Linked DNA regions of Mus musculus: regions 2, 3 and 4 are each linked to region 1. The links are chromatin loops, found by intact Hi-C in ENCODE. Cell type or tissue: heart. All regions are shown on one strand. Region 1 has its middle 12 kb from the start of Gm34964. Region 2 has its middle 4.9 kb from the start of Fadd. Region 3 overlaps Ppfia1 (protein tyrosine phosphatase, receptor type, f polypeptide (PTPRF), interacting protein (liprin), alpha 1). Region 4 overlaps Ano1 (anoctamin 1, calcium activated chloride channel).

The links. A loop is a pair of places that touch in the nucleus more often than their neighbours do. Peaks named below come from ENCODE experiments on the same cell type or tissue, not always from the same donor. Only the 100,000 strongest peaks of a DNase experiment are listed, where the experiment ranks them.
Region 2: a loop joins it to region 1, with 11 times the contacts of the local background. A loop is called at or near these places in 39 of 42 quality-filtered maps.
Region 3: it touches region 1 in a loop (4-fold over the local background); 2 of 42 quality-filtered maps call a loop at or near these places.
Region 4: a loop joins it to region 1, with 2.1 times the contacts of the local background. A loop is called at or near these places in 4 of 42 quality-filtered maps.

Annotation. Positions count from the first base shown.
Region 1 is chr7:144,775,230-144,777,729 of GRCm38, reverse strand. No RefSeq gene overlaps it. Among named protein-coding and RNA genes, the nearest start is that of Gm34964, 12 kb to the left of the region's middle. In heart, a CTCF peak has its summit at 1,454 (motif pointing right); DNase peaks (open chromatin) are centred at 1,499 and 2,138; H3K27ac peaks cover 1,172 bases; H3K27me3 peaks cover 1,831 bases.
Region 2 is chr7:144,586,044-144,588,543 of GRCm38, reverse strand. No RefSeq gene overlaps it. Among named protein-coding and RNA genes, the nearest start is that of Fadd, 4.9 kb to the right of the region's middle. In heart, a CTCF peak has its summit at 1,064 (motif pointing left); no DNase peak of the experiment used is centred here; H3K27me3 peaks cover 890 bases.
Region 3 is chr7:144,480,970-144,483,469 of GRCm38, reverse strand. It overlaps Ppfia1 (protein tyrosine phosphatase, receptor type, f polypeptide (PTPRF), interacting protein (liprin), alpha 1), which reads left to right. Exons shown (of 32, transcript NM_001195086.1): 28 at 1,035-1,210; 29 at 1,691-1,759; 30 at 2,220-2,385. Among named protein-coding and RNA genes, the nearest start is that of Cttn, 11 kb to the right of the region's middle. In heart, no CTCF peak of the experiment used is centred here; no DNase peak of the experiment used is centred here.
Region 4 is chr7:144,668,526-144,671,025 of GRCm38, reverse strand. It overlaps Ano1 (anoctamin 1, calcium activated chloride channel), which reads left to right. Exons shown (of 26, transcript NM_178642.6): 3 at 1,351-1,683. Among named protein-coding and RNA genes, the nearest start is that of Ano1, 69 kb to the left of the region's middle. In heart, a CTCF peak has its summit at 938 (motif pointing left); a DNase peak (open chromatin) is centred at 1,570; H3K27ac peaks cover 1,293 bases.

The sequences.
Region 1 (2,500 bases):
TCCATTCAACCCCCTGGGTCACCTATCTATGGTTCTACCCTAGCACATACCCTCCCCATCATTTTTCTCTTTCTCTGAATCTGGATCTTTCCCCCACCCCCACCCCCTTCCCTTCTCCCTCTTGCTCCAGCCCACTCGCTCCTGGGCCTCTGCATGCTCTGGGTCTCATAAGTCCAGGATGGCCTTAAACTTGCTACGCACGCAGCTCAAGCTGACCCTCCTGCCTCTACCTCCCAAGTGATGGGATGACCGGCCCATGTCACCATCCCTGCTTTGTGTAATGCTGAGAATTGAACCCAGGACTTTGTGAATGCTAGGCGAACATTCTACAACTATGCTACATCCTCAACTCCACTGGGGGCTCTTAGAAAAATGCCTTATAAATATATGCCAGGTTCTTTTCTTCCCCAGGGCGCCTATTTGCTTGAAATGCCTCTCTCTCTCTCTCCTCTCTTTCTCCTTTTCTTCTTCTTCTTCTTCTTCTTCTTCTTCTTCTTCTTCTTCTTCTTCTTCTTCTTCTTCTTCTTCTTCTTCTTCTCCTTCTCCTTCTCCTTCTCCTTCTCCTTCTCCTTCTCCTTCTCCTTCTCCTTCTCCTTCTCCTTCTCCTTCTCCTTCTTCTTCTTCTTCTTCTCCTTCTTCTTCTTCTTTTTTTAAAAATAAGACAAAGTCTAACTGAACCTATAATCCACTTTTGTAGACAGGGCTAGTCTTAAACACACAGAGATTCCCTGCCTCTGATGTGAGCTTCCACACTTGCCCTAGAATTTTTTTTCAGCTGGTCCAAGCTTAAAAGTCAGAGGTGCCTTCCGATGACCCTTGCTGGCACTGTCTCTTAGACATGCCTTCCTCTTACATCACTTTCTGTCTTTCTTTGGTCTTTAAAAAGACCAGTGTTCACCAGCCAGGTTCCACCCTACCTACACTGAGCTGTCTTCTTCTGGGAGCCCACACTTCCTCGTCCTCAGCTCTTGCCTTACTTCCACACAGTGTTTCAAAGCAGATCATATATTTTGGCTTCTGGTGGTACCAGAGGCATAATGTTCTCTGTGGAGAGGAAGGCTGAATGGAGTTGGTGGCCCCTGTTCCTTCCCAGGCTCCTCCACATTTCCCCTCACCCCCAGAGGAGGTTCCTGGTCCCCCAGGGCATAAAGCACTGCAAGAAGTGGCTTAAGAATGGGGTGGCTCTTGGATGCTGGATGTTAGGGACAGCCCTGCATGGGTCACAGTTTCTTTTAAACTGTAAAGAGGAGAATTGTAGGACATAGTGGAGGGATGGATTAAAATCTAGCAAGTGACCAGGACAAACTGTGACCAGGCAGAGGCCCTGCCTCAGTGGGGGATGACCTGTACTATTGTCCCAGGTCACAAAACCCCACTAGGAAGGCCTCACCTTTAATACCCTTTAATACTTACCCAACAGTCCCTGACGGGCAGCTGCATGGAATAGGCATGCTTCACCACCAGGGGGCAGCACAGGCCCTCACATTGGCTTCCCTGGGGACCTAGCTGTCTTCTCACCGCCTAGAGTCCAGAGGCCAACTCCCCAGAGCCCGCCAGGCAGTTCTCAGCCCCTTCCCTAGTTCTCAAAAACTCCAGAAGGGACCCCACAACATCCTGGCCACAGGGACTGTGTCTGCTCAAACCACAGCAAAGATATCAGAGGCTCTGTGCTGTGGCGTTCAGGCCCCCTGGGTGTCTGACTGGCCTCCTAGCCTGCCTTTCTACATGCTCTGGCGTGAGCACACACCTTCTCCCAATGTACACTCATGCTGGCTCACAGGTTTGCAGTATAGCTCCTTGTGCACACACTCCTCCAGGACTCTTGGACAGGCCCTCAGTGTCATCACCAGGCTGCCCGGGCAGCATCCCCTCCCTGCTGAGGTGAAGGTCAGCAGGTTGGTTCCCCTTCCTGGTTGTATCTATCTTCTTCACCATGATCTTCCTCCCCCGGATGAAGCCTCCCTCTTAACACAGGACTCTCTCTCCTGGAGTGAATCCTTCTCAGGGTGAGTCCTTCCCCCAGGTTCTCCCCTAGAATGAGTACTTCCTCCTGCACAGGACCCTCTCTCCTAGAGTGAGTCCGTCTCAGGGTGAGTCCTCTTCGCCTGTGTCCTCCCCTGCAGTGAGTCCTCCCTTCGGACTCAGCTGCTTCTTCCTGGATAACTCCTCCCTCTCTGGGTCTGCCCTCCTGGAGTCCATCTTGGCAGCCAGCTCCCACAGATTTTCTTCAGTTGCTCTTACGGACTCACATTCCCCAGGAAGGCAGGGCTCACACTCTCCTTTCCTCACCCTGTGCCTCAGAGTTGCAGCTCTGGGGGCCTATGGCTGCCCTGGCTACAGGGTTTGAGCTTGCCCCTCCCAGCACCTATGCTCAAACCTGCCCCTCCTTGAAGCAACAGGTTCTGTGAGGTCAGTAGAAGCTCAGAGGCGTGGCCCTTCTAAATCTTGGTTGAGGGAAGGTGTGTGTGTGTGGGGGGCATTTGAAGGCCACCATTGTCAG
Region 2 (2,500 bases), 190 kb after region 1:
GTCTCTCCTGGCTGTTCTTCTCCTAACCTTCTCCGGTCCCCAAAGTCCCCGATGAGCCCTATGGTTAATACAGCAGATTTGAAAATGACCATCCTTTTTTTTTTTTTTTTTTTTTTTGGTTTTTCGAGACAAGGTTTCTCTGTATAGCCCTGGCTGTCCTGGAACTCACTCTGTAGACCAGGCTGGCCTCAAACTCAGAAATCTGCCTGCCTCTGCCTCCCAAGTGCTGGAATTAAAGGCGTGCACTACCACCGACCTGAGAACATTCAAGAACACTCATTTCTTCTGTGGCCAGTGTCTGAATTGTTCTAGATGGTCCTGGGATGCCATCTCCCTGTACTGCGTGCGTGGGCTGTGCAAGTGTTTGTGTGTGCCTCTGAATGTGCACATACATGTGTATACTTGTGGTGCTCATGTGTGCCTGTGTGCATTTGTGTCTCCATGTTCGTATTTGTGTGTACACATGCACATGCGGACCTGTGTGTACACACAGGTGTGTGTGTATACGGATATGTTTCAGAAGTGCCTTGTCTTATGTATCACTCACTTGCACATGCACACTTTGGTATGTGGGTGTGTTTATACACACTCCACACAGGCATTGGTGTGTTTGCGTTCATGTTCACACACTCTCTCATGTTTGTATATGTGTATGTGTACATTTGTGCGTCTGTGTGCAGATGTGCTTTTGTGTTTGGGTGTGGACAGGTGCACTTGACCCTGCTAGGCATGAGCTCTGCCTCAGTGGAGATTACAGTTGGCCATTAGCTGCTTGTCCCACAGCCTCACAGCTAAGGCACCATATAACCCAGCGCAGTAGAATCAGCATCACACATTGTCTCCAAATCCCATGGGGAGCAACTTTGTGGGACCAGTGTATGTGAGTGGGCAAGTGGGGACATTTATTTAAAGATCTGTCGCCCATATTCACCATAATTTCATAATACAAGAGTTCTTTCTAACACCCCAAAATGCCAGTAAAGCATTAATCACCTAGCTATGGAGTCTGCATACCATTTAGCCCTGGAACCTCCCCAGAGCAGCAGCAGCCTCTGATGCCCCCTACTGTTGGCACTCCTGCAAACCATGTAGAAAGCTGCAGCTCCTAATCTAACTCTGCCCTAGCCAGGGGGGCTGATGGCATGGACACCTTTAATCCCAGCACTCAGAAGACAGAGGCAGGTGGATCTCTGGAGTTCAGGAGTTCAGGCCATCGAGAGCTACATAGTGAGACCCTGTCTCAAAAAAGAAAAACCTGTTTAAGCCCTGGAACATTTCCTTCTCGTCTATAGGATCCAGACAGGACATCAGCACAGTTAGCATTGCAGGGTCCCTCTTTTGAAGCCCGCTAGGGTACAGAGTAAGGGTCTAGAGCTGCACTACATGCATGATGTCTCAGACCCCTTACTAGCTCTGGACAGAGGTCTCCTAACAGAGCCTCCTCCCCACTCTGCAGAACTGACATAGCATTTGCAGGGACAGAGTGAACATATCCCCTCCCCCTAGATGGCACTACTGAGGGTGTCATGTGTTGACTCAGAAGACAAACCCCACAACCATATCATCCCACAAGGAGGTAAGATGCCAACAGCTTAATGAACACGGGTGAGGCTGTCTCGAGTAACTGCACTGGGTACAAGCAGTGAGAGCCCAGAAGGAGGTAGAGCGAACAGGAAGAGCATGTGCAAAGGCCCTGAGGTGGCCCTAAGGTGCCTAATAAGTTCTGAGATGAGAGAGGCAAGGGGGTAGCAAGATAACGAGGAGGACAGAAGACCAGTACTGACCCAGGCAGAGCTCTCCGGCTTCATGGAGACTGGACATGATAGCCTGGACTTTAGGAAGAGGAGGATATAGCACATCAGTGGAGTTTGGTTAACACTAGGGATTAATGCCATGGCTGAGGGGGAAAATAATGAATGGGACCAAATAGAAGGTTGCAGGCAGGCATACAATAAGCCTAGCATGAGGTGAATGGAGAATGGTTAATATGGCTCAGGACCTGGTGACAAAAAACAACCCCAGACAGCCAGGGGTGTTATTTTAAATAAGAATTTAGAGGCTTAGAGAGGGCTACATTCACCCAGCAAGCTGGCTGGAAAACCATCTCTTCAAACTACAACTTCCTACTTAGGCTTGAACATTTCTACCATTGCAGGGACTTCATGGGTGGAGCGAGGTAGGGAAGGCCCTAGGTCTGCAACTTCTGTGGGGTTTTTTTTTAAGATTTTCTTTTATTTTTAATTGCATGTAAATGCTGTGGTTAATCTCGGGTTCCCAGGAAGAGCAGCAAGTGATCCTAACCATGGAACCATCTCTCTGGCCCCAAGTTCTCCAAGTCATACTAGGTGCATAATGAGTCTTGTCAGACCACAGGGACAGTTTTTGTGGCCTGATACTTCCAAAAGTGGGGCCTGTCCTGGTTATAAGGCAGCTCCAGTTGATCTACACCACTGGTTCACATCTTACTTGCTTCTAAAATTTCCTAAATAAAAGTCCTGGA
Region 3 (2,500 bases), 290 kb after region 1:
TCTTAGTTAGGATTGAATGAGGGTGGGGGTGGGCAGCCCATTTTGGTAGTACTGGATTCTATAAGAAAGCAGACTCAGTAAACCATGGGAGCAAGCCAGTAAGCAGGGTTCCTTCATGGCCTCTGTCTCAGCTCCTGCTTCCAGGTTCCTACCCTGTATGAGTTTCTGCCCTCACTGCTTTTTTTTGTTTTTGTTTTTGTTTTCGAGACAGGGTTTCTCTGTGTAGCCTTGGCTGTCCTGGAACTCACTCTGTAGACCAGGCTGGCTTCAAACTCAGAAATCCGCCTGCCTCTGCCTCCCAAGTGCTGGGATTAAAGGCGTGCAGCGCCACTGCCTGGCTCCCTCAGTGTTTTTGATCATGAACTGTTAAGTGGAACTCTGAGTGAAATAAACCCTTTCCTCCCAGGTTGCTTTTGATCATGGTCACCACAGCAATAGTAACCCTAACTAAGGCACGTCATAAAGTAAATTAGAATAAAAAGGTTCACCTTGAGCAAAAGTTTGAAGCAAGATACATTGGCTATACAGAAGAGTCCCTGGAAGACTGAGGACCACGGGCTGGAGAGCTGACAGGAGCTTCCTCAGCACCGCCCTGGTTCCCTGGGTCATTGCACATTTCTCGTGGAGGAGGGAGTGGGGGTGCTCAGCATCCGAGCAAACTGCCTTCCATGGGTGGCTGCCTGGAACATGCAGGCTGAGCAAGTGTGGCTGTGCAGGTGGCTCTGTCTGGGATGGGAAGAATCTTGCTTTGGTTCTCAGGTTTGTAGGCTGTCACTTCATTCTATTCCCGGAAGTGGAATGAGTCCTGTCCCTTTCCCTGGGTTCCCTGAAGTAGTTCCAGTGGGTTCTTAGAGTGGCGTGGCTAGAATTCCTCTATGAGGGTTGTGCTATCTGTGATGCTGGGACCTGGGGGCTTGGGTCTGTTTCAGGAGCACAAGGTCAGGGTTTTTACCAGGAACCTTCTCTCCTGTGCTGCAGGGTATTGTGAGTGGAGCGTTTATGAGGCTACCATATGCTTCTCTACTCTCTTGCAGATGTGCTTGTGTGGAGCAATGACCGGGTGATTCGCTGGATCCTGTCGATTGGCCTTAAAGAGTATGCCAACAACCTAATAGAGAGCGGTGTTCACGGTGCACTTCTGGCTTTGGACGAGACTTTCGATTTCAGTGCCCTGGCACTCTTGTTACAGATTCCAACACAGAATACGCAGGTGACCCCAGAGCTCTCAGTCCCGAACCCTGCCCAGAGAAACTGGCCGAAGTCCTGATTGCACATGCTCACTTACCCCCTCCAGTTGAGGGAAAGCTTAACATTGCATAGCTAGTGAGAACTTTGTGTAGCTCCATAGTCAGTCAACAGAGGCTAACGCTACACTCATCTGCTTTCTGTTTCAGCGCACTACATGAAAGCTTTATTAGTTTTACTTTTGTGGTAATTGCTTTACTTAACTTTCTTTGCTTCATGAGCATATTGGAAAATGTGAAATTTCCATTTCGCCACAGAGCACCATTAGCTCATACTCCCAGCCATCTGCATAGCACTTACTATGGCTCCTCTCCCCTCAAGCCCACCCACAGATTAGATGTGATTTTTGGATTCTATCATGGGTCAGGGTGTCCCTGGCAGTGGGATATGCCAGCATCCTTCTTAGTAATTGATGGAAGCTTTGGTGACTTTTTCACTGTTTTAGGCTCGAGCTGTCTTGGAAAGAGAATTCAACAACCTTTTGATCACGGGGACTGATCGGAGGTTTGATGAGGTAAGTGGATGCTCAGCCTGACGGCATTGCTCTGTTTGGTCTGCTTGTTTTTCTGGTATCACCAAAGCTCAGCTCAGCCACACATGTGTTCATGGGTGATGAGTGGGCCCCATTTCAACATATTTAGAACCATGTAGGAAATGCTACTTTAGGAGTGTGGACACAAATTCAAATATATATGTACACAGATGCTGGTGTTGAGAGAGCTAATTGCATTGAAACTGGTTGTCATGCCCAGCCCAGAAAAGAATGGTTTTTGTTTTGTTTTGCTTGTTTCAAGGTAGGGTTTCTCTGGGTAGCTCTGGCTGTCCTGGAACTCCCTCTATAAGACGAGGCTGGCCTTGAACTCACAGAGATTTACCTGCCTTTGCCTCCTGAATGCTGGGATGTAAAGCACACAACACTACCGTCCAGCAAGAATGATCACTGTTAGTTGGCACTGGTCTCCTTGGTTTGCTAGGATGATGACAAAAGCTTCAGGAGGGCGCCTTCCTGGAGGAAGAAGTTCAGACCAAAGGACATTCGTGGCTTGGCCTCTGGCTCTGCAGAGACGTTGCCTGCCAACTTCCGGGTCACCTCCTCAATGTCATCTCCCTCTATGCAGCCAAAGAAGGTTCAGATGGACGGTATGTGGTGGGCCCTGCCACCCCATGTGTGGGGAGTGTACACTGGCTGCTCCCAGGGCCTGGAGTGCAGCTGCATGCTTAGGTTGTTCAGCTAACCCTAACATTGGATCGTCAC
Region 4 (2,500 bases), 110 kb after region 1:
GCCAGCTCTGGAGACAGGTGGCAGTTCCTCAGCCCGTGTCCCAGTCTGGATCATGCCTGGGTCTCAGGCCTCATCCCTCCATGCCAGAGTACAACATGGGAATTGGGTTTCTGAGGATCCTGGCTAAGTAAACAAGGGCCTCACACTTCTGAGCTCTGATCATCCAATTGGCTCGTGGCCCTGAAGGCACCACCATGCTGCCTGGATGCTGGCTGCCAGAGGGAGACAATGCTTGCAGAGAGCTGAATGCAGTTCTGCCCTGCCTCGGGCTCTGCCCTGTGCATATGGACCACCTCCTTCATAGGGCTTCTGCTTCAGGGATTTTACAGCAGATTTTTGCCAGGAGTCAGACAGGACCTTCCCATCCAAAGAGCAGGAGGCCCTGTTGGTAACCAGGCACAACTTGGCATCCTTAAGGGAGACAAAGGCCTCCTCCTAGAGGTCAGTCACTTCGTCTTCTACATACTTCAGTCCGTGGGACTGGGTCTGGCTCACAGTGGGCATCTATAGGGGTAGCTGTCCCTCGGTATGGCACAGTAGTGGTTCTAGATCCCTCAGATACTGAAACCCACAGATGCTCAAGTCTCATATGCTATGGTACAGTAGGGCTAGGGGTGGCTTGCCACACAGGCATGAGTACCTGAGCTTGGATCCTCAGCACCTACATTTAAAAGCTGGGCATGAGGATGGACATACTTACAATCCCCATGCTATGGAGGTACAGACAAGAGGGATGCTAGGCTCACTGGCCAACCAGCCTAATGGGAGAGATCCGGGTTCAGTGGAAGACCCTGTCTCAAAAAACAAGGAAGATAAGCTTGAGAGATGGCTCGGTGGGTAAAGGACCTGTGAACTCTGTGCCCAGCATTCAGGTGGAGAATCACAACCCTCTGTAACCCAGTTTCAGGGGATCCAGTGCCCTCTTCTGGCTTCCACAGACACTGCATGCTCATGGTACACACACATACCTTCAGGCAAGCACTCCACACATAAAAATAAACCTTAAAAAGATACATGAAACCAAGAGAGGCTCTTGTTGACTTACAACTTCTGCCCACATATGCAAGTACAGGGATGTACACATACACACAGGAAAAGGAAAAATAAGTAATCTGCTGTGTGTTTGCACTGAACACATGGGTCAGTGAGGAGGAAGTGGATGCAGGCATGAATAAACATGTTGTATCAGAGATTATATCTGTCTCCAACAAGTGGGACTATGAACCCTGGCGTGTTTGTTGAGTGACCGGGAACATGGATGAGTATGACACCCACCTTGAAGCACGTTACCAGGGGAGACCCCTGGAGAACCACTCCACACTGAACACGTCTCTCTTTCTTGCCTCACAGTTGCTGAACTCTCTGTCCGTGGACCCCGACGCCGAATGCAAGTATGGACTATACTTCAGGGATGGCAAACGGAAGGTGGACTACATCTTGGTATACCATCACAAGAGAGCCTCAGGGAGCAGGACTCTGGCCAGGAGGGGACTACAAAATGACATGGTCCTGGGGACCCGCAGCGTCAGGCAGGACCAGCCCCTTCCCGGGAAGGGGAGCCCTGTGGATGCAGGCTCACCGGAAGTCCCCATGGATTACCATGAAGATGACAAACGCTTCAGACGGGAGGAATATGAGGGCAACCTGTTGGAGGCAGGCCTGGAGTTGGAGAATGACGAGGATGTGAGTGTGGCTTCACGTTGTCTGGGGATGCCAGGTGGACATGGGCTGGGCAGGTCTGTTTGCAGAAGGTGGGGTGGGGGTGGGAGTGAAGGTGGGGACGCGGGGGGGGGGCTGGTCACCTTTAGCTCTGCTCTTGCGTCTATAGTGGGCTAGAAATGGCTTCTAAACAGTTCTGAGAAGTCCCAAGCCAGCCTCCTCCTCCAGCAACCTCATCTGCCTGGGGCAGAGCGAGCCGTGACTGTGACCTTGAGGTCAGACCATTTCCTGCCTCTGCTCAGTGCCCGGCATGGGAAGATTTGCTGGGTCAGAGGTGCAGAGTGTGGAGCCATTCTGGGGTTTCTCCTGGATGTCCTCAGCCTTCTCTGAGCCTCAGTTTCTCAACCTGTGAAGAAGAGATTGGATTGGTCTGTAGAATCTTGGGGTCCCTGCTCTGAAACCCACATCTCTGTAACATTGTGTTCAGGAAGTCTAGAAGTTTTGCTAGGGTTCTGGGAAGAACAAAGGATCCACTGTCTCTGGCAGCTGCAGAGAGTGGCTCAAATCATTGCAACTTTTAACCACTCAGCCAATTGCTGTGTGCTTCCTGGTTGACATCTTACCCTCTCACTGGACAAGAGGATGTGGGGAAAAGCCCCTGCTTTGTAAGTGAAATGGGCAAGTGTAATTCTTGTAATCGGACTAGCAGGAGGATTGAGCTACTTAGCAAGAAACTGTTTAATAATTAAAAGGAGGGGCTGGAGAGACAGCCCCGTGGCTAAGGAGCTTGCCTTGCAAGCTCAAGGACCTGAATTTGGTCCCCAGAACCCATGTAAAAAGC